2 separate regions of the Homo sapiens genome follow, and region 1 is linked to region 2. Evidence: read pairs that join two places in POLR2A ChIA-PET (ENCODE). Cell type or tissue: PC-9. All regions are shown on one strand.

The links. Peaks named below come from ENCODE experiments on the same cell type or tissue, not always from the same donor. Only the 100,000 strongest peaks of a DNase experiment are listed, where the experiment ranks them.
Region 1: POLR2A ChIA-PET joins it to region 2 with 7 read pairs; 1 of 35 experiments calls an interaction of 5 or more read pairs at or near these places.

The regions. Positions count from the first base shown.
Region 1 is chr1:94,201,476-94,203,975 of GRCh38, forward strand. It overlaps ARHGAP29 (Rho GTPase activating protein 29), which reads right to left. Exons shown (of 23, transcript NM_004815.4): 8 at 2,455-2,500; 9 at 1,625-1,735; 10 at 1,443-1,523; 11 at 1,069-1,257; 12 at 245-382. Among named protein-coding and RNA genes, the nearest start is that of ARHGAP29, 35 kb to the right of the region's middle. In PC-9, no CTCF peak of the experiment used is centred here; no DNase peak of the experiment used is centred here; H3K27ac peaks cover 2,164 bases.
Region 2 is chr1:94,299,111-94,301,610 of GRCh38, forward strand. All of the region lies in intron 2 of ARHGAP29-AS1 (ARHGAP29 antisense RNA 1), which reads left to right. It also overlaps a transcript of ARHGAP29 not described here. Among named protein-coding and RNA genes, the nearest start is that of ARHGAP29-AS1, 52 kb to the left of the region's middle. In PC-9, no CTCF peak of the experiment used is centred here; DNase peaks (open chromatin) are centred at 1,271 and 2,281; H3K4me3 peaks cover 971 bases; H3K27ac peaks cover 2,500 bases.

The DNA.
Region 1 (2,500 bases), 98 kb before region 2:
CTTTCCTCCCTCCCTTCTTTCCTTCCTTCCTTCTCTCTCTCTCTCTCTCTCTCTCTCTCTCTTTCTTGATCACCCACTCTAGAGTGGGTAATCATAATCGAAGCTCACTATAACCTCAAACTTTTGGGCTCAAGTGATCCTCCCACCTCAGCCTCCCAAAGTGCTGGGATTACAGGTGTGAGCCACCATGCCTTGCCTGATGGTCTTTTCTTCTTGCCTTCAAAATACTGAAGAAATTACTTACAGCTTTAAGGGTAAGATCACACTGGAAAACAAGTGTCCGGAGTTGTGCTAAAATTTCTCTTTTGGTATTTTCTAGATCATTTCTTCTTTCTTCAACATTTGTCACACAAACTTTGTAAAGTTCATTTGCTTCTTCTACCTTCACAAATATCACAGAAAAAAAAATAACACTAGAATTTATATTTTAAACAAATATTTACTATAGTAAAGCTAAGTTGAAATAACTGAAAATTCTGAAATCTTCTGTTTTCAAAATAATACTTCTGAAGTTAATCTGTTCTGGTCAGTGATTCAAAGGCAGTTGATTTTAATGGACAGCCATGTACAATTTATAATTAGTACACTGTCTATAAAATATTTGCTTCTATTTGAAATAGCATTTTATATTTATATTTACTATATTCCATATAATCTTACAGAATTTGTTCGTAAAATTACATTTCATCAATAATACAAAGCTTTTGCCTATCCTTGCTATCAGGTGCCTGAATTAGTACACATACACACACACACTTGCCTAAAAGGTGAACTTTCTTGTCAAGTAAAATAAACTACTGCCTTCTCTAAGACATTCTTTCACAAACTCCAAAATTCAGGTCTCAGCATAGTGGTTCTCAAAATGTGGATCTTCACCAACAGCATCAGCACGACCTGAGAGCCTATTAAAAAATGTTGACCTACTGAATGAGAAACTCTGGGGGATGGGCTTAGCCATGTTTTAACATGCCTTTCCAGGCAGTCTTGGCAGACGCAGAACTTTGACACCAAACTCCTGGCAGATTACCGCTAATTCAACTTGCAAATAAAAAAGAAAAAGATCGTTACTTTTTGGAGAGCCTCCTCTTCCAACCTTCGCTTTTTTTCTAGTTGCTTGTTGAGATTTTTTGCTAATCCGCCACTTGAAGACAGATGCTCCTCTTCTGCACGAAACATGGAAGACTTTGCTTTCTCATATTCATCTTGACGTTGCATGCATAATAATTTTGCCTTTTTGAGAGCATTCTCTGCTTCAAGCTACACCGAAAAGAGTATTAAACACAGAATATGAAAGAAATCCTACTGAACAAGTGTCTTTAGCATATTCAGCAAGATAGTTAAGACAATATTTTAGAAAAATGAGAGCAAGGAAGGTCAGTATATACTGCAGATTATTTTAAATGTTCACAAATAGGTACATGAAACTCCATTTTAATACTAACCATTTTATTTTGCTCCTGTTTCCAAAGCTCTTTTATTTCTTTCCTTTGTTTTTCCATTTCATTTTTCCTTCCAAGTAGAGGCTGTGAAAGGTATTTAAAATGGAAAAAGAGAAAAGCAATTTTCTAATGGCATGCCATTGCTTAAAAATAAAAGTGCATTATACATATAAATTAATCTTTACCTGCACAAATTTGTTAGCCTGGAGAGCTGCAATTGTTTGTTGTAAAAGGTGACTGCTTTCTATATCATTAAGAAGAGCATTAGTAAACAGAGACTGCAGTGGCATGAACTCCTAAAATTTAAAATTGAAAAGTAAATTTTACAATAGAAATGGCACTAGAATTCCAAACACATCACTACCCTTCTTCAAAAAGGGAAACTAAGTTTAGACTTTTGCCCCCAGAAAAATAACTAGTCAAAAACATGACTATGAGAAAAATATAGAAGAAAATTAATTATAATTAATCATAAAACTGGTTAGCAAAAGTAGTAGCTATCAAGACAATCAGTATTTGTATAAAATTGTAAATTTCTGGCTGGGAATAGTGACTCATGCCTATAATCCCAATACTCTGGGAGGCCAAGGTGGGTGGATTACTTGAGCTCAGGAGTTTGAGACCAGCCTAGGCAACATGGTGAAACCCCATCTCTACAAAAACATGCAAAAATTAGCCAGGGCATGGTGGGCACCTATAGTCCCAGGTCATCAGGAGGCTGCGGTGGGAGGATCGCTTGAGCCTCGGGGGACAGAGGTTGCAGTGAGCTGAGATCACGCCACTGCACTCCAGCCTGGGTTACAGAGTGAGACCCTGTCTTAAGACGAAAAAAAAAGCGTATTTCCTAGATTTTTTCATAATGGACATCCATCTAAACTTAAAATAATTTTGTCAATAAAAAGATCAGCATTTAAGTGCTTTCCTATATTAACTGAAATATTCTGATTTTGCAAATTATTGGGAGTTCATGAGTAGTTTCTTATTATAGAACCCCCGAAGTTCACAGAACACTTACCTGAATTCCAATGTTAGTTCTAGTTGCCTCTGCCAACTTGACCATA
Region 2 (2,500 bases):
TCGAGGTACATAATCCTGCAGTATTAATGTTGTTTTCTCCTAAGTGGCAAGTAAAATCCAAAGCTTATGTTCTCACCACTGTTTTGATCAGTATGTCAGTAAAAGATAAAATGACTTTCTATTTATGGACTCTGGGATTCCTGATTATTTACAAAATTCCAATCTTGAATTTAGAGGAAATTCAGCCTTCTAATTTTTTTCCTTCAGTTTTAGTGTTACTTGTACTCTTGTTAAACTCATCGCTGGCATTTGAAATACAAGGCTTTTTGGAATTTGTTCCCTAAAATTTATTGCATTTGTTTAGTGGATTATGTGAGTGGCACAGAAATCCTAAGAAAGAGCTTAACTTTTCTCTGCAAAGTGTTTGCTGACAAATGCGATAAACTTTAGAAGACCACCTTCTAGGAAGGGCTGACATATCAAGGACAGTAAAAACAGTAGTACCAGACATTTCTGCCACAATTTTTTCGGTGGTGGGGGGGAACAGAAATCTATTAAATATCTCAGTTTATATTTTTGGTTCTCCCTGTTGGCTAGGCTGTTGTATTCCCATGTCCACAGCACGTTCCACTGTGGGAGCCTGGAGCTCTTAGAATAAACTTTGGGAAAGGCTGGGTCCACCCTCTGGGGATAAGGGAGCCAGAGGGAGGAAGGGGAGGGGGTAAAGGAAAAGGGAAGGGGGCGGCTGTCTTCCTGTGTTTGGATGACCTTTCCTTATGTTTATCTGGAGGGACTGGGCAGCCACGCTGTGTTTGGTGTCAGCCTGCCATGTTGTCACATGTGATCTCTTTCTTAGCTTTATGTGTAGAGAGGACCTTTGCCTCTACTGGGAGAACTAGATTTAACTCTGTGAATTATGAAAGAAAAAAAGTGTACCAGTCTGTTAGGCATTGGGGCCCAGAGATAGAAGTCTTATGAAACATGCACATATGCCAGTGTGCAGCAGATTCCCTAAGGGAAAGGCTTAGGCATCTCTTGGAGCTGTCTGAAGGCGGGCCCACCTGTACTTCTTCCTTCTTGCTGAGAGCTGGGCTGGAGGCTGTCTTGCTTCTCCTGAAGCCTCATCATTTAGTACAATGCCCTTCACTTGTGGATATTCCTTAACTATTTCTTGAATGCATGAGTGAATGGATGAATACATGAGCAGAGTCACAGAGAGGTGACTGGGCAACAGGCAGTGAGGTTCCTACAATACTTAATTGATTTGCCAGTCCCTGCTCTAAGAGCCCTAAGTAGCTCCACTTTAAAGAAACCAGTTTCAAGCCTCTCCGTCTCACATTCCTGGTGGGTGAATCACTTGTTTCTTATGGTTGGGTGAGAATAACACCTCTGGTTTCCACCTTTCTTTTTCATTTTAGTGCTGACCTCATCTGACCTGACCTTAGCTTGAATGTTATTTTCCCAGAGAAGCTATCCCTTAATCATCCTACTCTCCTCCGCCTGAATTAGATCCCCCCATATACCTCTTACTAATCTCTATTATCTTCATAGAATGTAATACAATTTTTAATTATATTCATGTGGGTGATAATCCATCCTATGTCTGATTTCTCCACTAGATTACAAACTTCTTGAAGATAGGGGACCATATTTATTTTCTCATCACTGTGTTCTTAGCACCTGGCATAATACCTGGCATATAGGTACTATGGCATATAGGCTTAATACCTGGCATATAGGTCCTCTATACACATAAGCACTCAGCAAGCCTGTGTTCAATTAATGAATGAGCAGATTAATGAATAAATTATATTTGGAAGGAGAATTCATACCAGGTTACTGAGCAGGGTTGGGGATAAAGATCAGAGTCCAAAAGCCCTATCCCAATCAGACCTTGGACACACTAACGAGTTTGAGATTCTGAAGAGGATGAAGTGCTTAGCAGACATAAGTGACATTGGGCATTTTACCTTTGGAAGCTAACTAGTAGTCTGGACTCCTGGGAGTACCAGAAACTTTCTCGTTTAACTCTACCCAAAGTAGCAACTTCTTCCACCTTCTCAGTAATAGCAGTATTCTTGGTTACCAGGTATCTGAACCACAGAAAGACTCTCGATGTTTTCCTCTTTTTCACATCACACAGCTTCACAATACCTCTTGTTAGTTTTTTCCTTTTCATTCCCATGAGGGCCTTTTGATCTAGTGAATTAGTCAGTTTCTTTCTCTTGCAAGTTCCAGACATGCAATTCCAATTAGCTTAAAAGCAAAAACGGGGAATCACGTTGTAGGGAAGTTGATAGGGACAACTGGCTTCAGACGTGTCTAGATCCAGCGGCTCAGATATTGCTCAGGACTCCACCTTTCTTGCCATCTCCCTGCTAAGTTTTTAAAATGAACACCTACAACTCCTGACTCACAATCTCCTCATAGCACCAGGAAGGACTCTGATTGCACCCATGTGACCGTTCCTGAATCTGTCACTGCAATGGGGAGGGAAGGAAGGCTCTGATTTCTTGACCTGGGCAATATGTTCAGCTTTCTGCCCCTTGTATGGTGGCCA